Regions from separate parts of the Homo sapiens genome. Here region 2 is linked to region 1. Evidence: chromatin loops called from intact Hi-C (ENCODE). Cell type or tissue: mammary epithelial cell. All regions are shown on one strand. Links, peaks and the distances in the headings refer to the core of each region. The heading gives the core; the rest is flanking DNA. Region 1 overlaps LINC02542 (long intergenic non-protein coding RNA 2542). Region 2 holds the start of LOC105377873 (a long non-coding RNA gene).

Region 1 (12,712 bases), core at 2,212-10,211:
TAAATAGTCTCTTTCTTCTATAGGCTTAAAAAATTAAATCATCTCTATGTAGCACACATAAGGGCAACACATTCTGCTAGGTATTAGGGAAAATAGGAAAAGATGTAAGATAATGCTTGTCCTTAAATTACTGTTTCATTTGGGATACTAAACATAAATTCAAAATATAGAAATAGTATAAGTAATAGTTTAGGAAAATATAGATACATAACAGATAGATAATAGAGAACTACCAAATGATATGTGAAGTCAGTAATTAGGATATGGGAGCTTACAAAAGTCCTAAAAGAAGACTTTATAAGGAGGTATATTGGAGAGACTTGATGTATAAGTGGCATTTGGATGCATGGCAACATCTGAGAAAGTATGGAGCTGAGACGGAATACATTTTAGAAAATCATGAACTAGGCAGGGACAGAGCGTTAGTGTAGACATATTTTAATAACAATGACTGATAGTCACTGGAGAGTTACTCTGTGCCAGACACTGTGCATAGCTTTATATAGAGTAGCTCATTTGATCATCACTGAAATCTAATCAGTCAAGTTGCTGGGAGTATTAAATGAGAAAATGCATGTTTCATAAGTGAAACATTAACCAAGTAGCCAAGGTTGGTTAGTAGACAATGGAACTAGGGCTTGAATTCAGGTTTCACTGCTCCCAAAGCCCATAACCTGAAGCATATTGCTAAGGTGAACAATTTTCTGGGAAACAAAGACACGGAATTTTGGGGATAAAATTATAAAAACTTTGAATATCAAGCAAAAGAGTTTGAATGTTGTTATTCAGAGCCATATATTTTTGTTTTTTTAAGACAAAGTCTCACTCTTTTGCCCAGGCTGGAGTGCAATGGCGCAATCTCGGCTTACTGCAACTTCCACCTCTCGGGTTCAAGTGATTCTCCTGCCTCAGCCTCCCATGTAGCTGGGATTACAGGCATGCACCACCATGCCTGGCTAAATTTTGTATTTTTAGTAGAGATGGGGTTTCGCCATGTTGACCAGGCTGCTTTCAAACTCCTGACCTCAAGTGATCCACCCGCCTTGGCCTCCCAAAGTGCTGGGATTGCAGGCATGAGCCACCATGCCTGGCACAGGGCCATATTAAGTAGAAAACCAATAATAAAACCTTTAAAAACTTGATCAAAAAGTAAAATGTCTAAATGCCCTTTCCTTTCCTCCTGTGATATCTTTTCTCATTTGATTTTGGAGTTCATTATGGCTAACTGGGACATAATGTGTGCACAAACCAAATATTACAAAAGTTTGAGATAATATCTTATAAATTAGGCAAGTCAGTAGTTAGCTTTCAAAACTTGATGATACTTGAGCAGAATATATATGAAGATAAGGCTTCAATACCAGGAGTCTACTGCTTCTTCCAAACATTTCTTGAATTATGTTTATATTAAGTTAACAGTTTGAAAAAAATGTCAAAGTACCACACTTTCCTTTCATCCTCATGATGCATATTGACAAGAAATGAATGTTTATTCTTATTTGTGTTGATAAATTATTTGCAATTGTATAGAGAACTTTAGATTGTCTATTAGTTTTGTGAAACTCTTTTTATCCCCCATAGTCAGGAAGCTTTCGATAAATAGGAGTCTGGAGAAGAAGAAAAATACATTCTTTTGGATAAATGAAAGTATTCTGGTCTTTGCTCATCTTTTCCAGACAGTAAAGTAGAGGCACTGTTCAATTTTTGATGAGATCCTTCTTGAAAGGGAAAATTGCTTGTTTAAGTAAAGCAAGTCTATACAGTTTAAAGTAACTGTTCAGTATCCAAATCATTAAGCATATTGCCAAATAACCTTCTGTAAGATACTTATAGTGCCTATGAATACCTTTAAAATGAAGGGAAGAGGAGGAATTTTCTTCCTTTCTTTGAAAAATAATGAATAGAATAAAACTGCTTTTTGATTTATGGATAATAAAATAGGGCAGTATATATGCATTTTTCTTTTGATATTTAAATAAATTCACTAACATTTTAATTTTATTGTTATTACTTATAACATAGTCCTTATCCTATTAGGCACTTCTTTCCTTTCTTTCTGTACAGAAAAGGAATGATGAAAAGAAATTTGCATTTTGCAATGATTGCATACACCAAATATTACAAAAGTTTGAGATATGCCTTACTAGTTGAGTAAGTATAACAACCTTAAGTTAGAAAAACCATCAAAAAGAACAAAGCATTACTGAATACTGAAAGTTTGAATTGTGTAAGACATATCTTTTGTGTCAGTGGCTTTAAAACTTTCTTATTTATGTTGTGAACCCATCTCAGAATCTAACAGAAAGCATGTTCACAAAGATACACGATTTTTCATACTATTTTAAAGGATATGCTAATTGCCTGAACTCCATCTATGGATATTCTAGCGTCTAAGGATTAAGAAAATGTGGCACATATACACCATGGAATACTATGCAGCCATAAAAAATGATGAGTTCATGTCCTTTGTAGGGACATGGATGAAACTGGAAACCATCATTCTCAGCAAACTATCACAAGGACAAAAAACCAAACACCGCATGTTCTCACTCATAGGTGGGAATTGAACAATGAGAACACATGGACACAGGAAGGGGAACATCACACTCCAGGGACTGTTGTGGGGTGGGTGGAGGGGGAGGGATAGCATTAGGAGATATACCTAATGTTAAATGATGAGTTAATGGGTGCAGCACACCAACATGGCACATGTATACATATGTAACAAACCTGCACATTGTGCATATGTACCCTAAAACTTAAAGTGTAATAATAATAAAATTTTAAAAAAAGAATATATTTACTTGGCACACCATCTTAGATCTAATTAATTCTAATATTTTGGTTTTTAATATCTATCTATATTTAATTTCTAATTTATAGACAAATAATTTACCCAGTCTTCATATTTAGTACCTTTCTCTTTTCTAATTTAGGTTCTTAAAACATTTCATTACAGAATGTTTTTAAAAATTTTTTTGCAGAACCAAAAGTTTATAAAAACATACTTTATTCACTGTCATTACTCCTATATTTTTTATGGACACATTCTAAAATTGTGAAGCTTTAAATTTTAAGCTTGTACTTCATACAAGTTTACACTAGAATCTAGTTTATGAGAAAAGAGCAAGCTACTTTTTTAACGTTTTAACGTTTCTGGACATATCGTTTTATGATCTTCTAGTTAGCTTTGCACTGGATCATGAAATAGCTGTGGAGCTGACATTTTCCAGAGTATCAGACAGAGGAAGGCAAGGAAACCTTTAGAGTGGTATCTGGGCATTAAGGTTTTAAAAAGCATAACAATTAAAGGATTTTCTCAAAATTGATATCTCAATCATAAAAGCCAACAGCCAAAAGCTCTAGGGCTTAAAACAAGCAAACAAAAAGCTGTTTGGACCATACTTGGCAGCCAGATTAACTTTAGTAAAACAATGTTACGATTGCAGCTCATTTTGCATTGGCTTTTATTCACGTGCTTTTTGGTGAGAACAAGACGGCTGTTCCTTTGATAAGTGTTGCCCAACCCACCATACGCACCATCCAAGGGTCCTGGCAGGTGGATTTATCACATATTCTGCCACATTGTGCATGGGCTTCATTCAATAATCTGCAGGAGTAATTAATTTATGATAGAGAGAGAGAGGGAGAGAGCGTGTGTGTGTGTGTGTGTGTGTGTGTGTGTGTGTAATTGATTCACAGGCATGTAGACCAGAGCAAGGACCAGGAAACTACTCTCTATGTAAAATCACTCCTTGCCCAACCTATTCAAGCTCTTCTATCAAGTTGATTTCTTTTTCTTATCTCCTCCTGGCTCCCCTCCCCAGTGTGCCCACAGTTGTAAGTCAGTCTTTTGAAGGAAAGATGAAGGCAATGTCTAGTACAGCCTTACTCAGATGAGTCTCCTCCATGTCTATCTCTCTGGCCTTTTTTTCCCACTTGGTGTCACAATGCATCCCTGCTCTTAGTGGTAACAGATAATAGATTACAGTCCCACTGGTTTGCCACTTCCTTCATGCTCAAGACAATGAGGCCTGTAAAAGAAAGACGGTTACTTGGGCAATTAGGTGGTTAGGCATTGCTAACAATCTTGACTTTTTATGCTGGTGACTATACTTGTGCTTGTATGAGGGAATGAGGAACTGTCCTAGCATTCTGGCGCAGCAGTTCTCTGCTTTTGATACCAGCTCAAGAGTATTTGAGGCTGCCAGTAACTGTCCGATTTTGAACAGTTATGGACTTTTCTCTTGTACTTAAATCTTGAATTGGCTCTCACTCTACTGATTTCTTGTTCCTTTATATGGTGTTCTCATACATGTGTTCCATACATATATTTTAACAGGAACAGCAAGAACAGTTTGTGTTCTGAGATTGACATCACCTGCTGATAGGATATGGGTTAATTTAGTTGGTAGAGAAATGCGCAAAAAGGAAAAGCTTTCTTCAACGAGATATAATGCACCAATTCTACCTTTATCAGTAATCTGTTGAATGGCCTTGGGTAAGCCTCTTAATCGATTCTGCTTCTGTTTTTTTCCTCTGTGAAAAAAAGAATTATAAAGACATCCTGCAGCTGAAAGGAATGTTAATGATCCTAAAACACTAGAATATTAAAAGGAGGTGCACTGAGCATTGATGGTGCTGCTAGTTCCAGAGAAAGCTTATGCTAAATCCCCAGACAGTTTCAACTCTTCACTGTCTGGATTATTCAAAGCATGTTCAGATGTTTCTGGACAAATAAAACAATGGTTGAATAATTAGGGTATAGTAAAAATGGTACAAGTGTATGCAGGTTAAGTCAATCTTGTGAAGAGGTTAAGGAAACATCTGCCAAATTCTTTTAAAAACCTAGTATAAATGAAAGGCATATTTTAAAACAAGGTATTTACAGATGATGACATCTAATTTATTAAAATCTCATTGCTCATGGGAATATGTACTTGCCAGTAAGAAGATAATTGTTTAAATATATGATCTCATGGAATAAATATGTTGTATAGCTAGGGTTATAAACAGGAACATTATTTAAATATACACTGGAATTTGTTATTATACTCTTTTAAGATTGGACTTTAAATGTTTTAACACTCAAGGATATTAATCTGCTGATGGTAAAATTTTCACATTGGTACTTTCTCCACATTCATATTTCTAATCAGTAAAGGAAGCCAAGGGGTAAAATTTGTAATTTACAAAGTAGAATTCTGTGAGATTGAAGCAGCCCTTAATTCTAGCCATCTCGTCTGTTTATGGAAGGGTGTTGCTTCTGGGTGTTTGAAGTGTAAATCTGGGAACTCTTCAGCCTTAGAGCTAAGAGAAATGGCCTTAGAGCCATTTCTAAGGTAACCAGCATCCAAAACACAGACAGCTTTATAAGTCAGAATTAACACCTTGAATTGTTTCTCAAAGCCAAATGGAAGTTCTCAAAACTTCTGGAGCCCAGTTGATGTCACCGTGTTACCAGTTTCCTGGACAGATGTAGCTCCAGCATTCTCACCAGTTAAAAGTTTCTCTCTCTTTCGTAGGCTTGTGTAGTTCTTGAGAATAGCTGTATGTAGGGCATCTAGTTATAATCCAGCTGAGAAATTAGACTGCCAGAGGTCAGAGTGGCCACTGTGAAGCCAATTTATTTTATTTCAAACGAGACCAGGCTACCCCTTAGGGCTCCATCCACATGTTTCTGACCTCTTTCTGGGAGAGGGCAAAAATCCATACATCTGATTACACACTCAAGCTCTCATCAAAATAACTCCAATCTAAGTCAGCTTGATCAGTTCTGATAAGGCCGTTGACTAGGTTTGAGGGCCAAGATCAGAAGCAGCGGGACAAGGATGACACAGGGAGGAGTGGTTTGTTTTGGAATTCCTGGTATTTCAATTCTGATACTTTTCAAAGGAAAGAAAATGATCACTAAAAGAGTAATAGGTAGACAAAGTAAGTTGCCTTGGGCAAAAGTGGCGTTTGCCCTGAATAATTAGGTGCTCTCTCTATGTGTTTATGTGTGAACCTAGTAATCCAAGTAGCAAAATGGGCTAACAGCATTGCACATTTATCTTCATCTGTTACATGAGAAAATGGTAGGGTAACACAAATGAAAGAGGTTTTAAGGAAACCAGTTTGGCAGGGCCACATTAATATTTAAGAGTTGATTCACACAATATCCTGCTTTAAGTTTAGTCTGAAATAACTTGGAAAACTTTCAGAATGATCAAGTAGTATAAAATAAACATTTAACTTCATTCTCTTGGCCACAAATTTCAAATTCTGTGATAAGATAACCTAAAGAGCTTTATCCCTTCTTGATGCATTTCCCAATTTTATCTTGAATTCCAAATTTAAAGAAACCATCATTATTGCCTAAGTTTTGTGGGGTTGCTGCTATTGCTGTCACTTGCCAAGTGTAATCAGTGTTTACTAGTTGAACCACAAATACATAGTATTAACCATGTTCTAAAGATTTAAAAAAGGAAAGGAGATAAGGGACTTGCTGTAAAGTCTTTGTCATTTTCCTATGAAATGCCAGCCAAAAAGGCACTTTTCTAAGAGGGGAAAAAAAAATACTTGAGAACTTAAACTCTTTGGCAGTGCCTAAGCTTTTCCTGAATTCCTTCATTAGAAGAACCCTGTGGCATGGCACCTACAGAATACTTTTATGGTGTTTTCATGGCATTTACACTCATCCTTAGCTCTCACAGAGCTTTCTTCAGTAACCAGGTCTTTTGGGACAGCAGACGGGAAGAAGGATAATTATGAAGAAAGCCAAGTTCACAAAATTGCTGAGATAATTTAACTTCTTACATGGCCAAACCCACATAAGATGAAGTCATTTGCATGCTGCCTAGGACATGCGTTTTCCATAAACCCTACCACTGACTCATGGTGCTTAGTCATCAACATTCTAATGTCCCCACCTGTAAAACAAAGATAATAGTATCAGTCACATGGACAGTGATGAAACGAAACTGCTTTTAGAGGACTTTGACCTTGCCAGTAAGTGAAGTCCACATAACTGTGTTCTTTAGCAGAAAGGTGTTTTATTAAAGAAGCATATGGACAAGGAACTATCTCTGAAATGTTTTCAGAGCTTCTCTGGTGTTACATGCATAGTAAATATTTTCTTTAAATTAGATGAAAAATGTGAGTAGTCCTTTTATATACTGTCATGAAATTGCTCTCTTTGTGTTATGTTACATAATGGTTTCCTTTTAGTTTTGTGACTCTGCCGTTTTCTGGTGAATTATTGATATTTAATCCTCTTGCTAAGACCACAGCATTTACATGGAAGCTTCCACTCTGGCCTTTGCAATTCTCCTTGCCCTGATTTTTAATTTTTCTACAGCACTTCTCTTTCTCTTTCAATATACTTTATGAGTAATTGATTGATTGATTACATTAAATGTTTGTTGTTATCATCCCCCACTGGAATATACTTTCTAGGAGTTTACACATTTCTGTTTTGATTAATAACATATCCCCAGTATCTAGAACATGTCCTGACATAGAGTATTGGTTAAATATTTCCACTGAATAAATGAAGTACTTGTTTGGATTCCAGCTTCCACTCAGTTTCTACAACTTAGAGCTGAAATTTTACTCAGGCTTTTGAACTAATCTGGCCCTAAATCCATCCACTAACACTTTCTTTCTTCCCTCTTATCGTCCTACCTTCTTTCCGGCTGTCTGTTCTCAGCTTCCAGTCTATTTAGGATTTACTCTTTCCATTGCCACCCGGAACAGTGGGAAGAGACTATCGCTCTCTCATTTGCTTGGTTTTGACACTTGCTTTTAGCTGTTAGTTGTGATTCTCTGACTAAGGGCTACTACAATCTGGTGAATCATTTATCTGAAGAAGAATTATAGAGGCACAGTCAATAAGTACAAAATGGCTGCCAGTGCTTTATGGGGGGAACATATGTGTGGATGTTGGAATTGATAGTCCCTGGGACAGTGTGTTACAAAGGGCCCTTCTGGCATCTGATTATCTTTCAACAAGAAAAGCATGTATACTGATCGATGTTATTATGTGGCCTTTTAAACTTTCAATTCATTTCAGATGTGGCTTAAAGTAATGTGTCATCCAGAGTTTGTTCGCCTGTTGGATGATTCATTCATTGATCTTCCAAACAAACAGATGGTGGGTAGGGGAGAAGACAGTGGAAAAAGAAAGGAAAGAAAGTAACAAAAGGGGAAATAATGTTGACATGAAGATGTCTGTTTTGTGATTTTTTTTATCTCTTAAAAACTAGAAATGACTATCTTGGTTTCTTCTGTGAAAAATTCAAACTAGTAATACCATAAACTTGAAGTAAGTTCCATGGTTTAACTGAAATATCTGCAGTATTGTTTGTTTTATGGTTGTCGTTTTCATCTAAATGAAGATGATATTTATATAGGACAGTGAGGCTAGAACATAAGTAATACATTGGATTTGATGACTCTGGTTGAAAATATTAAACATTTGGGGTAAAACGGGATCATATCATGAATGGTTCTTTACTTTGTACTCAAAAGAGTCAGGCCATAAAATTTATTGCATGTTTTATAGAAAGCCAAAAATAGTGTGTGTTTTTTGTCAAGACACTTGGCGATTCATTCAAAAAACATGACAGTACCTTCCAAGTACAAGGCGCTGTGCCTAGGGCTACAGCAGGAGAGAGACATGGGATGAGATCTAAAATTTCGCCTGTTTCTTTCAAAAATTATTTTTAAGCCTCACTAAACTCTTCAACGCAGGTATTATGTTTATTTTCTAAGTACAAAAACTGAAGATGAGAAAAGTTAAGTAATTATTCCAAAGTCACATTGCCTATATGTGGCAGAAGCAGTATTCAAAATGGTGGCACTAAACCTATGGTATTTTGATGAAGCCACCTTCAAAATATTCACAACCCAGAAGAGACAATCTCTGTCTCTCATTCGCTCAACTTCTCTCTGTCTCTGACTTACTCAATCACACACATACACACACATGCACCTAGAATATAAGGGAAGATGTAATACATAAATAAATAAAAGGGGGGCAAATAGTCACTTATTTGATGATTTTGAGTATGTAGATTTGAAGGGCTTCCTTAAATGCCTGGACATCTGGCTGAGTACAGTAGTTCATGCTTGTAATCCCAGCACTTTGGGAGGCCAAGGCGGGAGGCTCACTTGAGCTCAGGAGTTTGAGACCAGCCTGGGCAGCATAGCAAGACCCTGTCTCTAGAAAAAAATTAAAAATTAGCCAGGCATGGTAGTACACACTTGTAATCTCAGCTACTCGAGAAGCTAAGGTAGGAGTATTGTTTGAGCCTGGGAGGTTGAGCTGCAATGAGCACTCTAACCTGGGCTACAGAACAAGACCCTGTCTCAAAAAAGAAAAAAAAAAAAGCCTGGACATTTGCCAGCATTTCACATTGTTGTCTGGTTATTCAGTGACATGCATGTATTCACAACTATCCATGTCTACTTTGTGCACATACTAAGTACTGAGATGCTGACATACACACATACTTAAGACGTACTGTTACCTTTGAGTCTTAGTTTTATGCAAGACAGTGATATATCAAAAAACTGTTATGGTATTGGCCAATTATCCAGTTCTTTTGAAAATATACCAGGTAGAAAAACAAACTGCCTCTTTCAACAGAATAAAGAAGGTACAGTTGGTGGTTAGAATGCTATAATCCTGTATGGAAAGGAAAGTGGGGCTTAAGTAGTACAATGAGGCTTAACTGAGGACAAATATATTCCATTCCATTTTCCTATCCTTCCCTTTCAAAGCATTGCTTTGAAGCTCTGTCTCCCTCATAGTGTTCATGTTTTGCATCCCCTGGAAAAATATTTTTTTCAGAGCTTACAGATGGCAATTAGATGACAGGCTTATGGAAAATAATTATTTAAAACTGCATAGAACTTTGAAATCCTTGGAGAAAAGTCATGGCATGGCTATACAAATCATGGATGGTGGTTACACTACAGTCACTCAGCTCAATATAGCAAACTATTAGTTTGCATTTCCAAAGTAATATCTAGTTGAGGGAATGGCGAATACTCTGTCAAATACTGGGAACAATCATATTTCACTGGAAACAATGTCAATTTAAAATATCTTATGATTTTAGAGAAGTGTGAAAAAATATACATCTTAGAATTGGTGAAGTAGGGTGTAGATTCAATAAAGTTCTCCGACAAAACAGAACTGATAGGATGTGTATATATACAGAAAGAAAGATTTATTTTAGGGAAATAGCCCATGTGACTGTTGAGGTTGGCAAATCCAAAATCTGCAGGGTAGTTTGGCAGGCTGGAGACCCAGGGAAGAGCTGCAATTTGAGTCCAAAGCAGTCTCCTGGCAGTATTCCCTCTTCCTCTGAGGAGGTCAGGCTTTTTGTTTTAAAGGCCTTCAGCTGACTAGATGAGACCTACTCACATCATGAGGTGTAATCTGTTTTACTCAAAGTCAACTGATTTAAAAGTTACTCTCATCTAAGAATATCTTCATAGAAACATCTAGAATAATGCTTGAGCAAATATCTGGGTATATTGTCTAGCCAAGTCGACATAAAATTAACCATCACGGCCGGGCGCAGTGGCTCACACCTGTAATCCCAGCACTTTGGGAAGCCAAGGCGAGCAGATCACAAAGTCAAAATATCGAGACCATCCTGACCAACATGGTGAAACCCCATTTCTACTAAAAATACAAAAATTAGCTGCTCATGGTAGTGTGCACCTGTAGTTCCAACTACTTGTGAGACTGAGGCAGGAGAATCGCTTGAACCCGGGAGGCAGAGGTTGCAATGAGTCGAGATCATGTCACTGCACTCCAGCCTGGAGACAGAGTCAGACTCCATCTTAAAACAAACAAACAAACAAACAATTAGCCATCACAGGGTGACATCAGGAAGTATGGGGAGAGTCTCTTCATTGACAGAAATATTAGTACTAGAAGTGACTCCTAAACAGAGTCCAGAGACCAGAAGGGACAGAACAGCGAGCACTTTGCTCTGCCTCTCAAGGCTTCTGTAGGGGTTGGAGTTCATTGTCTCTGATCTCTTCAGGCCCCTCCCTCAGAGAGAAACATCCGTAACACACCTAACCTAGACCTTAGAATACAACTGTGGTGCGGTATGAAGGGGAAGAGTCTGTCCTTTTCTCCACATCACTAAAGTTTACATTTTTCTGTTTTCCTAACTTAACAGAGGCCAGACACCCAAGGGGAGGGTGGGAGATGTAGAGAGAAATCACGTATGCTTCAAATATATGAAATACAGTGTTTTTCTAAGTTTCGGTTATCTCTTCTTAGTTGGAATTTGTGTAAGTGGACAGATGAAGGGTAGAGGGGGGATGAAGAAAGAGAAATTGTGGGGGAGGAGAAGCTCAGACTCAACACTGTCTCCACCCACCCTTCTGTCAGATTGCACTTCAACCCTAACCCTAACCTCAGTCTCCCACCACTGAGCCCCTCTCCAAGCTCTCCTGGGTCCACTGCTCTTCCTCTTGCTAATGCTGCTAAGGTCTATTGTTGGAAACAGTAATTCCCTGTTAAATATTACCTACATTCAATATCTTTCCTTCTAGCCTATTGCACAATCCTTGAACCACTGACTCACACTTGCTTTATATAAATATATATATTTTGGTTACAATCATAGACTTTGCAGTCACCAAATTTCTGCTTCACCTATTGTGTTCAGCTCTCTCATCCATAAAATTGCGATAATGATAGTTCTTATGCAATAGGTTAGTTAGGAAGAGTAAATGAAACAGGATAAGGAAAATTCCTAGTACAGGGCCTGGCAAGAAATGAGCTCCCAATAGTTGTTTGGTATTATCATTCTCTTTTATCTGACATAGTTTCCCCATGAGATCACAATGCTGATTATTTGCAAACTGAACTGGTAAACAGAATACAAAGATGAAGCAGTAGGGTCCCTTCTTTTGGCCAGCTCCAAGGATAATTGGAGTGATACTATGATATGCTTCCGTTCGTTTTCATCCATGTCAACCATGAAAGACAGAGTTGATCTCAGCCTGAGCTAGAGGTAAACTATCTATGTGGTGAGAGTTACAACAATGATATAATGACAATCCAGGTAGCCTCTTGGCTTAATGTGGCCCATGGACATGTTTTGTGTGGTGAAGGGTTTTTGGTTTTTGTTTTGTTTTCAATGAAGCAGCATGCCTTTAGACAGGGCCAGTGCTCTCTCCAGCCACTCTCTGTGGTCTTGTAACCATCATATCACACATTCACACATAGTTACCTGTCCATCCACCTCATTGTCCTTGAAGTTGTGACCTACCACTATACATCATGGGGAGATATAGTAAAGATTTCAAAGCAGTGAATCGTTCAATGTTCCTCACTCTTAAAAACATAACAAACAGCATAGTTAAAAACAAGTCCTATTTAGGAAATGAGGTAAGAAGGGAAAACCTAATCATTTGCTCATCCTAAAGAAGCATTCTTAAATTTGAATATATGTGTATTTTTATTATTATTATTATTTTTAAATTATACTTTAAGCTCTGGGGTACATATGTGCAATATGCAGGTTTGTTACCTAAGTATACATGTGCCTTGTTGGTTTGCTGCACCCATCAACTCATCATTTGCATTAGGTATTTCTCCTAATGCTATCCCTCCCCTAGCCCCCCATCCCCTGACAGGCCCCAGTGTGTGATGTTCCCTTCCCTGTGTCCATGTGTTCTCATTGTTCAGCTCCCA
Region 2 (12,712 bases), core at 2,295-10,294, 170 kb after region 1:
TGAATCTTCCTCTGGGATAAAGGGGCAAATGTGTTTCAGTGATAAATTTTGATGTGAAGAGGGTGTCATAGGTTGTGGAATGAAGAACACTGCAGAGCCCTGGGGCTCCATTTGCCCTGCTGCAGAGGCCTGGACAGGGCTGTCTTATTCTGAGTCATTGAGGTTTGGGGATTTCTCTTAGATTCTTAACTGTGGGTGAGTGGAAAGTAGAACGTGTTGGAGCTCTAAGACTTCCTCTTAACCCCTGATATTTGTTACTTAGGGTCACATAAAGCCAGATGGAAAATGATATTAGATGTCAGGTACAGGCAATACCATTTTCCCCCTAAACCCAAATCAGCTTTATTTATTTATTACTTATTTATTTAATTTTAGTATTTTTTCAGGCAATACCATTTTCAGGGAACAGACCCAGAAATGTCACACACTTTGTTTAATATCAAGAAAACAGTGCTTCTTCGAACCAGGATTATTGATTTAGATGCTCGAAAGGTCAGTGAGCTTCAAGAAAAAGATCCTCCATATACGATTTTCCATTTTTTTCTGTAATTTCTTTTTAAAATTTTTATTTTATTATTTTATTTTACTTTAAATTCTAGGATACACATGTAGGATATGCAGGTTTGTCACACAGGTAAACATGTGCCATGGTGGTTTGCTACACCTGTCAACTCACCACCTAGGTATTAAGGCCAGCATTCCCCCAGAAGCATGATGTCAATAGTCAGTAACAGTAGTTTCTGCTGTAATTTTGCTTGTAATGATTCAATGCTGTTCTCTTATACAGTGAGGGAAGAGTTGGCTTCTTCTTGGCTCTGCAAGTATGGTGGTGGTGTTATTATTGCATGACATTTAAAGATGGAGATGCCTTATTTGAACATGAGGGCAGGAGTTTGTGTCCATTTTGTTCATTTTTGAAAGTTCAGTTTCTAGAAGAGTGCCTAGTAAATTACTAGGTACTCAGTCAATATGTTCTGAGTAACAAATATTTCCAGTATTACAAGATTTTTTAAATGCAAAAACTGGTTTTTGTCAAGTCACTTTAAAATAATGCTTATTTGTATGCTTCTGCCTAAAAAGAGTATGTTAGAGATGTCTTCTTGCAAATGCTGTAAAAATGAATGCCACAGTGGTTAGAATAGGCCCAGAGAGTGACTGCTGAGTTAATCCTTGCTTCCTGATTCCTAGCTGTGTGTTTTTCCCTTATCTTTGCACCTCTGTTCACTCTTCTATAAAGTTGGGATGATAATAACAGTGTAATATTAGTACCTCCTCTGTCACCAAATTTTTGAAATAAATTGATATACAAAGCACTTAGATCAGTGCCTGTCCCATACAAGATACTTAAATATTAGCTATTAATATTTTAATTTCATATTATCTCTAATATACTTTCTAGCACATGGTTTATTTTCTATAATAATTTTTGAGTGACTAATAATGTTTCACTATTAGAAAAAATGTAAACTACTTCAATATTTAGAGTCCTTTTTTAAGATACTGAAAAAGGGTAAAAGAGTATAATGATTAGAAACATCACCACTTGACTAGTCTAGGCATTAATAATACCTTTGAGAGAGAGGGTGGGCTGAGTAAATCATGAAGATAAATATAACTTTTTCATTGACCTCTCTCAGGAGCTGGAGAGCAAACATATTTCTATGGGAAGGAGGCAGTGCCTTCCTCTTCTAATCATAGATCATGTCCACCTTGGCAAGTTCAGGGCCTTTCACGGGATTTTATTGTTGGGAATCCAAAGAAAACACAGTTGAGAGTAAGGTCTCAGAGGGTGGCTTGTCAAGATGAATGTCTGCACCATTTTCCTCTTACAACTATGCCTATGTACAAAGTGTATCACAGAGGTAAGTGACTCCATCCTCAATCTATCACAATTTGCTCTCTTTCTCCCATGCCAATACATTCACTGTGGCTAAATTTACTGATGTTCTTCTTAATAGTCAAACCCCATAATCCCTCCTCAGCCCCCTACCTTGATTCTTTGAAGTGTTTCCAGGATGCCATCCTTTGTGAAACTACGTCCTTGAAGTCTCAGACAACCCCCTTTCACCTCATCTTCTCCTCTAGCCCCCCTTTCCTTCTCATTTCCCTGTGGTATCTCTTCTTTGCTTCCCTGTTATGTGTTTATGGTTCGGTGTTCTGTATTTAGTCTTCTCTTCACATAATTTCATCTTCACCTATGTCTTGCAGTATCGTGTATTAATTAGTATAGTAGACTGATTAAGTGGCTTCCAATGATATCAGATCCTAATCCTTGGAATCTATAGATGCTAGTTTATTTGCTGGGGTGGGCATCTTTGTAATTAAGTTAATGCTCTTCAGATGGAGGGATTACTCTGCATTATCCTGGGTTATCCAGGTAGGCCCTGAATGCCATGATTCAGTGTCTTTATAAGAAGAAGAGTGAGGGAGATTTGATACAGACAGGAGGGGAGAAGGCAATGTAACCACAGAGGCAGTGATTGCAACAATGCTGTCATGATTCAAGAAATGCCATCAGCCACCAGAAACTGGAAGAGGCAAGAAATGGAATCTCCCCTAACATCTCCAGAGGGAGGGTGCTTGCCAACACCATGATTTTGGCCCCATGATACCGATTTTGGGCTTTTGGCCTCCAGAACTGTAAGAAAATAATCTGTTATTTTCAACCCAAGTTTGTGGTAACTTGTTACAGGCACCACAAGAAAGGAATAAAACTAGAAAATATAAAACCTGTGGCTTTAATTACTATCTTTTTTTTCTGAGTGCCAGATCCACATAACCAAACACCTGCTGGACATCCCTACCAGCTTTCCCCTTTAACATTAGAGCTAGCCATTACTGAGCACTTGCAATGAAGGGCTTTAGGCACTGTTCTAAAGCCCTTCAGAAATGTTACCTCATTTAATACTCACTAAAACCTTATTAGGTAGATACTTTATTATCCTTGCTTTATAATGAAGGAACTGAGTCACAGATGATTTAAGCAGCTTGCCCAAGGTTGTAAATATGGTAAATGCTAGAGCTGGAATTTGGGGCCGGGCCTGATCTGACTTCAGAGCCAATACTAATGACAATGCTCTGATGCCTCAAATTGCCTGATGTCTCAGGTTACTCAGAGCCTGTGCCTTGCCCAGGCAGCAGTGTACAGGGCCTCTGAGGACAGATCACTTTAGATGAATTCAGAAATCTTTTACAGAGTCATTACTACCTGCCAGGTGCTTAGTGCCAGTCACTTGCAACCATTACCAGGGGCAACTTGCTGTTTTCTGTTCAAATATCAAACTATCAAAATCTGAGACAAGAAAATTTCCCAAATCTCATGCAACGTCAGAGATAGATCCTACACCAGGAGGAACACCTGAGCCAGACAGGAATTCTTGTGGCCTCCTAAAAGCATCATGTTTATTGATACACTCTGTTCATAGAGTACTGTGGCTGTCATGTTGCCACGGCCACTTTCATTGTGTTGCCATTGGGCTCTGGGAGCAAGTAAAAAAGTTGAAACTGAAATAATCCCTTTTAGCATTTATGGAGTTTGATCTTCCATGCTGTGTTTGGTAATCTGGAGTCCTGGCTGTTCAATATTCCCTTTCTAGTTCCTCCCTTATAGTTATCACTTGAAATGTGAACAATAATAAAATGGCTACAATATCTTAGTTATCTACTAGGTGCCAGGTAATGTACATACACTATCCATTTAATCTTTTTCACAGTTATGCAAATAAAATATTTTTGCCATTTTATGTATGAGAATACAAACGCTTAGGCTAATTTGTCCCAGCTCACACAGCTAGTTAGTGACAGAGTAGAGTTTGGATTCAGAGAATCAATTAAAATTATTGAACTAGATAAGATTAAAGACAATTGCTTCTTCAGGTCACTTTGGGCAGAGCTGAGGGAGGGGACAGGAAAGAACCAGGTTCTTCATAGTTCAAGATGTGGACAGTTCCAGTTTCTTCTCCATTCTCCAAAGAGCCTGATATTGTGATTTCTGCCTGAGATTGCTTCATGCTTGGACAAAATGGACTTCAGTAATAATGCTGATATTATTTTTGTTATATAAGTTCTTATAGTATACAGTGCTTCTGCCTAAAATAGCTCTTTCTGTAAGCATGGGAGGGCAGGAACTCACCTTCATCCTCAGGATCCTATGGGGCTAATTCCTCTGTGCAGAGGTAGATTTTCTGTGAAGCGAAAGAAGTTTACATCTTCAGGGACTCTCACTTGCTTGGGCATATGCTTTTCTAATATTTGAAAGAGCAAAACATTTTAGCCACGATTAAGACTGCAGTTTAGGCTGAGTGTGGTGGCTCACAATTGTTATCCCAGCTACTTGGGAGGCTTAGGCAGGAGTATAATTGCTTCAGCCCAGGAGTTCAAGGTTACAGTGAGCTATGATCACACCACTGTACTCCAGCCTGGTGACAGTGAGACCTTCTAAAAAAAAAAAGACTGCAATCTCTTTTCATATGAATTATTTTCCATGCCTTTTCATGTTGGATAGTCCCAGACTAGCTGTGGACATTTTTGAGATTTGGCTAATGGGAAATTAAATTGGGAGTCCCTCTATTTGGGTTTAGGGAGATGGATTTATGTGGTTTGCAGTCATTTTCAGGTATAGTAATTATTATTGCTACCTGTCCATGTGCAGGAATACTTTCAGAAACCCTCTTCCCACTCATCTGCAATCACAGAATGAAGACACAGTGGTTGTAATACTATATGAGCATGCTGTGCTGTGCCAGAAGTATGTGGGCAGTAGAAGAGAAAGAAGACTTGAACATTTTTCAAATCATCATAACAAAAAAATTGTAAGCAAAGGTTTTGAATCTCATCAATGCTGTGTTAAGTCAGAAAAGTCAGAAATCCTCTTCTACCATACATAGGGGTGCAATCAAAGAGTATGCAATCAAGAAGAAAAAAGTAGAAAAAAAGTGTAGGATGAATCAGGGATTTAATTAATAAATATTTTTCTGGATTTTTTATGTTTGTGGTATTTGTTAGCTGTTTATATGTATACTTTGTGGTGATTTCTCATCTTAACTAAATATTCACACATATCTATTACTTATAATTTTGTATTCTTTTAAAGAGTTCCCCCATAATTATATAATCTTTAGATCCCACAGATCTTATATCTGCCCCTCCAATACAGCATTTAAACATCCACTAACTAATTAGACTCTTCACTGAATCTTGGTGACAGGAGGGAGGAGGAAGAATCCAGACAGGTGTTCTGCCAGGGGAGTGGCTTTGGAACTGGACCAGGACATGGGCTCTCTTGCTCTGGTGTAAGCAGGGCAGGTCCCGCATGTTGTCTTGGTCCCCATGCCTGACTCATATTATCATTTTTTTTCAACAAGGCCAGTCTAATGAACAGGTAGCTGTCAGCACTACAAAGGAGGGAAGACTCCCGCACTCGCTACCACATTTCTTCTCCACCTCCTGTGGTGGCCTCAAATACTAGAACTAGAGGCACATTCCTTTGGGCTTGGTAAGTTTTTTAGTCTTTGAGAATAAAATTAAAAGCAAATGTTTTACAAACAATTTCATCATAAGTCAATATGAAATATCCCTTAGTCCCGAGGTTTAGGAATGTTGATGAGGATGATGATGATAACCTACCAATTTCTGAACATTTACTATGCCTCAGGGAATGTGCTGCACACTGCACTGTGTGCAGTCAATCCTGCAACAGGAGGAAACTGAAGCTTAGAGGGGGTCATGCAGCTCTAAGTGACTGAACAAGAGATTAAGGCACAAAAATAGTTAAATGACAAATTATGAGGCAAAGGCTTTAAAATTTCAGGCATTTCCCAATTATGCCTTGGGCTAGCCCTTCCCTTTGCTGCTTTCCTCAACTCTAGTAAAATGCTGATTACTACTCTTAATCACAAGCAACAGAGTAGAATATATTCTACATTATGTGGGGTTCAAAAAATTAACCCCTAGGCAATGAAAATATGTTTTCTTCAGCATAAGAAACAAAATTGGGATAAAACACCGAACGACACCTGGATTGCAGAAAAAGTCAATTACCAAAGGGGAAAAGGTTTGCAAGACAACTAGAGCTAGGCAGTTAAACATTAGCATTCAATGGTTTGAAGTGTTTAGGTTTTGCAATGGTGTGGTTTGGAAGCTTTCCAGCAGAAAGGCTATTTTCTTTTAAAAGGATAACTCTCTGCAATATTTTCTTTGCTGAAATAATGTGATCCTTAATGACGTCTTATATGACCCAAACTTAAAATAGACCCTATTATTTTAGCTGACCTCATTCTAACCAGGTTTTTACAGGTCAGCCATTAACTATCAACAGCTTCCTGATAATTAATCCTACTTACCCAAATAACTGTTAGCCTGTTAGCCTTATCTATGCTAAGAGGAAGCTTTTCTACGTACCAGACTTCCTCAGTGAATAAAACACAAACTGAAATTCTGCAGAAAGAGCCAACATTGTGAGGTTTGAGAATGAAGAAACAGATTGAAGATTACAACGCTCCCCTGTCTTTAGCTCCTTACTTGCTGAAATTCTGTGGTTCATCTGGCACAGGAATGGCTTTACAGTAGAGTCAGCAGCACAACTACTCAGGTCAGGAGTGGTTCTCTGGATGGCTCTATCAAAATGCATGGACAACAACATATGCAGTTACCTAAGTGGTCTGGATTGAGAAGCAATGGGGGAAGATATCTTAAGTAGCCATTAGTGTTATTTCCTCTAGGATTTAATTTTCTGCCATTAGAGGCTCATTCTTGTGACTCTGAAGAGCTCTAAGATTCTACTAGGAAAATACAGCTGCCATCTTTGTTTGTCACCTACTCAAATGCAAGACTGGTGTTTGATAAAATGAGGGAAAAGAGGCATGCTGTTATAACTGATGCTGTCAGGACTCCAGGAAGAAGAAAGGTGATGAAATAACAAAATTGCTTTCTTCATTTGGTGAAGGGAGTAAGGCGCTCATGCTGGTCCCATCTAGCAATTTGTAAATGGGTTGTTTGAACATATGGGTCTTAACATGTTCATAGATCGTGGGTGTGTGTTTGTGTGTGTAAAATGAAAAGGCTTATTATTAGATGTAGCCTCATGTCAGCATAGTATAAAGTTCCTCAGGTAAGGGCATGCTTTATAATTAAAGGATTTCTGCATCTGTAATTGCCCATGACATGTACCTTTTCTTTCCAAGTCACATTTCTGATTTTCAGTGACAATTTATTATTAACCTATTTTCTCATCGGGTTAAAAGCATATCCCAAAATTTTAAATCCAATGTGCTCCAGTACATATAAAGAGACTTATTAAGATGATCTTTTCTTAATAAGTCTCTTTATATGTACTGGAGCCCGAAACTTCATTAGCAATTTTAATTTCGCCCTGGTCCTGTGGTCCTGTGATCTCGCCCTGCCTACATTTGCCTTGTGATATTCTATTACCTTGTGAAGCATGTGATCTCTGTGACCCACACCCTATTCATACACTCCCTCCCCTTTTGAAAATCCCTAATAAAAACTTGCTGGTTTTTCAGCTCAGGGGACATCACGGAACCTGCTGACATGTGATGTCTCCCCCAGGACACCCAGCTTTAAAATTTAAAAAAAAAAAAAAGATGATATTTTCTAAGAAAGGTAATTATATCTTACATTACACAAAAAAAAACACTAAAATGACTATATAACCCTGATGGGTTGTGACCTACAGTTTGAATAGCAGTAATCTAAGATAGTATCATCATTTGCCCAGATATCTGCAGCAGTCTATTAACCCATTTCTCTTCTATTTTTCCCTCATGAATTCCCCATACAGCAGCAAAAAGGATCTCAAAAGATAAATCCAGTCATGCAACTCTCCTGCTCAAAGCCTTCAATAGCTTCTAACACTTACACAAAAAATCTAAAATCTTTCAAACTCCTCACCACAACCTACATGATCTGAACTTTGACATTCTGTTCAGCCTAATCTCATGCCATCTCTCCCTTCCTCTGCATGCTCTGGTTCCATAGAACACATTTGAGTTCCTCCAGTACAAGAGATTCTTGCCTGCCCAGGTACAAGTTGCTCCCTCTGCCAGGAACACTCTTTTCTCAACTTCTCATGACTGGCTGGTGTTTACTCTTTAGTCTGGTCTTTTCTCTACAAAGACACCTTTTTTAACCATCCCAGTTACAGTGGATCATTCCTTCTTATTTTTTATTTCAACCCATTGTTTGAACACTTACCACACTTGGAAAGATGGAAAGAAAATATGACAGCTAGAAAACTGACCAAATAACAGGCAGGATGGGGGTGGGTGGAGGACTCACAGCAAGAGATAGTGAAGTCTTTTAGGGCTGGATATGTTCATCTTAGGATCAAGGACTTAAAACTTTGGAATTGTGACTTTACGCAATGTAGCTTGCCTGTAATGCCTGCCTTTTCATTTTTGTGTAATACCGAATTACATTAATTTGGAAAATTCTACATGCCTCTACTTTGATAAGAAGGATGAAGGAAAGAAAGGGTTTGGTTAAACATATGCTAACATTTTTTTTTCTTTGTCAGAAAGTATTGGTGAGCCTAAGAGACAGCAGAACAGTGGAAGCCTTCCTGAGTGCAAGGCCTGACACTTGTTGCGGAGCCATGACTGGGGATGCATTTGACCCCACAGCCATCTGAGATAAGACACTTCTCAACTACCATGTCTTCAGATTCATCTGCATTAAACTTGATAGAGCCCCATTTCTTTGTGATGTGGCCAAGCAACTTGAACTTGGCCCTGTGTAGGGACTCAGTCACATGCTCCTTGTTCTGCACCTTGGTATGGATGGACATGATGACTTACCAATGTAAATTCTGGCCATGGTACCCTGGGGCTTTCTAGAGATACCCTGCACACCTGTCTGGAGCCTACAATGGGAACAGTGCAAGGTCAAAGGTCAGAGGCATAAACATACATTGGAAACGGCTGTCTCCTATGTTCTTTAGAGCAACCCATACAAGAAACAAGCTGTGTATACAACAAAGGAGGCTGTTGTTTGCAGCCATTACACCGAGCCCCTGTGAGGAAAGGAGTACAGCTGGCTTAATTGACTGCAGATGAATAATTTTAAAAGTCTGCTGAGTTCCAGAATTCGGGGTGACAGTGGTAATCAGAGTGACAGAACTCTAGAGAAAGGCAGTGTTCATAGAAAAGAGTCAGAGGTTGCTGGTGGGGTCAGCTCCCACCAGCTGGAGGTTCTTTCTTGATTCAGAACTCACAGAATTTTATGTGGTGTTTTAATAAGAAAGATGTTTCCATCCTTGAACCATCCCTTCTCTAGCTTGGAGGTCCTTCCTGTGCTATAAAGATCACAGATAATTTTCTGGCTTTGTACAAGGGCAGTACTGTTGAAGGGGACCTGCAAGCTTCTTTGTCCTAGAGACTAAAAGTCCCTATTTCTGCCGCAGCAGTTCCAAATCTACAAACAGATATTTTCACATGGTATCACTCCTCACTAGCCACCAGTTGCAGGATGGAGATGCAGGATATATTATAATAGTTGTTTTTGAGTTCAGGTAGAACTTGGAATCAGCCAAATTTGCCTTAGGCTCAAACTGGATGCCCTGAGAGATAACTCCCACAGTGTAAGATTGAGAACATCTTTGAACTCCCATGGGCCTGATGCCTAGAAGGAGAGCAACCTGGGTTTTGCCCCTTCTTCTGCCTTTGCTGGTCTCCATGCCTAAGCATTACATTCTATCCAGCTCCTGCAGATGAGTTAGCTGGCCTGAGTGCCTACAAAGGACCAGGCATTCTCTAAGGCATACTTTACATGTTTCAAGGCACATTTAGCATGCTCTAAGGCATACTCTAAGGCATATTTACATATTTACATTCATCTAATACCGGCCATTCTGTTTTTCCAGCCTGGCCTTCTGTCACAATCTTGGGCTTATCCCTTCTCAGCTAAGCACTAGGGGAGTGTTTCTTCAAAGCTCTAACATGTACTGTGAGTGCTGTTCCCAATGATTCCCATCTTTCTGATTCCTTTTAATTCCTCAGTAATGATTTGTGCTAAGTATTTTTACTTTTTTTTCCTCCAAGTCTCAACCTTGAAGAGTTTACTGTGGCCACTTGAAATTAAGTATGGGCTGCTTTTAATGGGACTAATTGTTATAAGTTCTCATAGCAAGAATCAATTTCAAGAATGAGAAAAAAAATCCATCCCCAGGTTTCCTGCATCCTATTCTCAGCCTCGTGATTTAATCACTTAATTTTAGAATAACGCACTCAGCTGTTTCCACGTCAGCCACTGACTTTTCCCAAGAAACAAATAATGAGGAAGATGTGGCCTTAACTAAGATGGCCTTGCCGTAGGTTAAAGGATCATGGACAGCTGATCTCTAGTGCCTCTAGATCATTGGAACAAAGCCATTTTCTTCCTCAGACCAGGTTGCTTTGATTTGCAATTTATTATAAACAAAATGAACTGGCTATTTTGGGGCTTGGGTTTGAACTATTACCTAAATCCTGACTAGTCATAGTTTGTGAAGTTCTGCAACAAATGCCTGCCTCTGTCTCTTTCATTCTTTTTCTTCCTCTTCCTTTCTTTTTTTTTTTTAAAGAATATCTTTTTCTAGAACAATGAAGCAGATAAGAAATATAGGAAACCATAGAGAGTTAAATAGCATTTATGGAACTGTGAGGATCATCTACTGACAGTAAGAGCAATAACACAGAAACAGACTTCAACTGGCAAGAAACAGCAGGTCACTGCCTGCAGGGGTTGACCAGCTTAGAAACTTGACTGTTTCATGTGTTTGGGTAATGTAATCAAACACAGATGCTGAACCAACTCATGGTCTAATGGCATTATATTTGATATCTTCTACTTAATTGTAATTAAAGTTCAATTTAATTTCCTAGAGCAATTAAATATATTAAAATATTTTATGGGCATTTATTAGCCCAAACTGATTTTTAAAAAACACAAAGTGGCATCAGGAGGGTTCTGTGTTTGAGAAGGCCACAATGTTTTTCAGTGAGATACTACATTTGTCCATAGGCTTAGGGAGAATAATTTACATTTCAGTTTTACAAAATTAACATTATGGTCAGCTTTCAACTAGGTATGCAAAAGCCTTTAATTTTAAGTGGAAGAATATCTGTGGGTGTGTGAATATTGAATGAATTCCCCATATTTAATTTCTGCTGTAACTTAATAGCCAATAGACAATAAGAAATGTTGCTGTCAGGGAGGCTTTTATGGGAATGAACTGAAGAAAGAAGCATAATTCTATACAATGGATGGAAGAACACCATACATCTCAGATTTCTGAAGACGTGAAGAGATTTCAAATAGACTGCCCCTTTGTCCTTATAAGCATATTAGTTGTCGGGCCACATACTTTTATTTTTGATTTAGGACACGTATTCACTATACTTAAATGTCCTTAAAGTATAATAAGAACAAAAGTCTTAGTCAAAATGTATATATGCTATATGCTTATTATTGTAGAATTTGAGTAAGCATCCTCAGGAAAGGAAATGGTATGTTTTTAATTCTGTATCCCATGTATGAGAGCACAATTTGCAATCCAAAATTGATTAATTTTCATATGTCACTTGATTAAAAAACAGAATAGTGGTGGAAGCTTCTGGAGTATTCCCAGAAGCATTAAAAGATAAACAATAGATGGACAAGTTAAATCTGCAGTAAAATCCCATTAATCATATGTAGCTGAGGCTTTAGAAGTGAGTCATCAAATAATCACTGGAAACTTTGAGGATACTTACTAAAATTTTAAAGCTGACTATATTCCAACTGAAAATGTTATCCCCCTAAGTAAAAAGAGTACTTTTATCCGACACACAGAACATATCTAGGCTATTTAATCTATATTATTTGCTAGGTGATTTTTAAGTAACCATAGTTACTAGACTTAAAGAATTTACAGTAGGTGTCTGTTGCAGTGGTGATGGCACTAGATTGATTCAACAGTCATTTATTTGTATTAATGAATAGGAAATGAGAAAGATTTGTGAAAGAACAAATAATCTAGGGGAGTTAATGAGCACATGTGTGCACACATACTCTAACTTCCCAAGGAGGCTATGTTGTACAGTGCTCTCCCCCACCCACCCTCAACTCTGCAGCCCACAGGTAGGGAGGGGGCCATGCCCTATATTAGGAGGGGAGTCAAAGGCCAGGCTTACTCAAGTTTTAGTGCAGTATAAAGTGCAGTTTGTAAAGCCTCTGGGTAATTTGATCAATACAGGCACTCAAAATCTATAATGTGAGTTCCAGAGTAAATGTTTGGATCAAATCGATCTTTAATTAAATTTAGAAGAAAACTAAAATTTCCATTTTAGTTGAGTAAGAACAAGAAGTTTAGCCAGATATCTGGCTGTTAAATATGATGTATATAAAACATCTAAATAATTAGTTTTTCAAACTTTGAATTCAAATGTCTGCTATCTTTAGATTCAAAGTGGATTAAGAATTAGTCATGGTAACTCAATTTCTTTGATTTATGAAGAATGCGTGACTGAAAATAATGACCGATCCAATATGCAAAGGGTAATTACTTTTATGTCGGAAATATTCTTATGTCATTCCTGCACTTGGTCTAGAGTTATTTTATATATATATATAATGAAATACAATGCAATGTACTACAAAACATAATTCAAATATTATGATAGTATATTTATTCAAATGATTTCCATGATTCCACAAGTTTATATGGCAATTACAAAGT

The links. A loop is a pair of places that touch in the nucleus more often than their neighbours do. Peaks named below come from ENCODE experiments on the same cell type or tissue, not always from the same donor. Only the 100,000 strongest peaks of a DNase experiment are listed, where the experiment ranks them.
Region 2: a loop joins it to region 1, with 5 times the contacts of the local background. A loop is called at or near these places in 11 of 110 quality-filtered maps.

What each region holds. Positions count from the first base shown.
Region 1 is chr6:81,932,746-81,945,457 of GRCh38, reverse strand. The region is part of intron 3 of LINC02542 (long intergenic non-protein coding RNA 2542); the gene reads left to right. Among named protein-coding and RNA genes, the nearest start is that of LINC01526, 120 kb to the right of the region's middle. RefSeq lists an enhancer at 6,610-7,809. In mammary epithelial cell, for the core only: no CTCF peak of the experiment used is centred there; DNase peaks (open chromatin) are centred at 6,887, 7,847 and 7,957; H3K27ac peaks cover 3,476 bases.
Region 2 is chr6:81,760,379-81,773,090 of GRCh38, reverse strand. LOC105377873 (a long non-coding RNA gene) reads left to right here and starts at 4,676. Exons shown (of 3, transcript XR_942729.3): 1 at 4,676-4,811; 2 at 5,364-5,494; 3 at 8,534-12,712. It overlaps LOC124900219 (small nucleolar RNA SNORA70), which reads right to left and starts at 9,067; the gene lies at 8,935-9,067. RefSeq lists an enhancer at 86-225. In mammary epithelial cell, for the core only: no CTCF peak of the experiment used is centred there; DNase peaks (open chromatin) are centred at 3,040 and 6,130.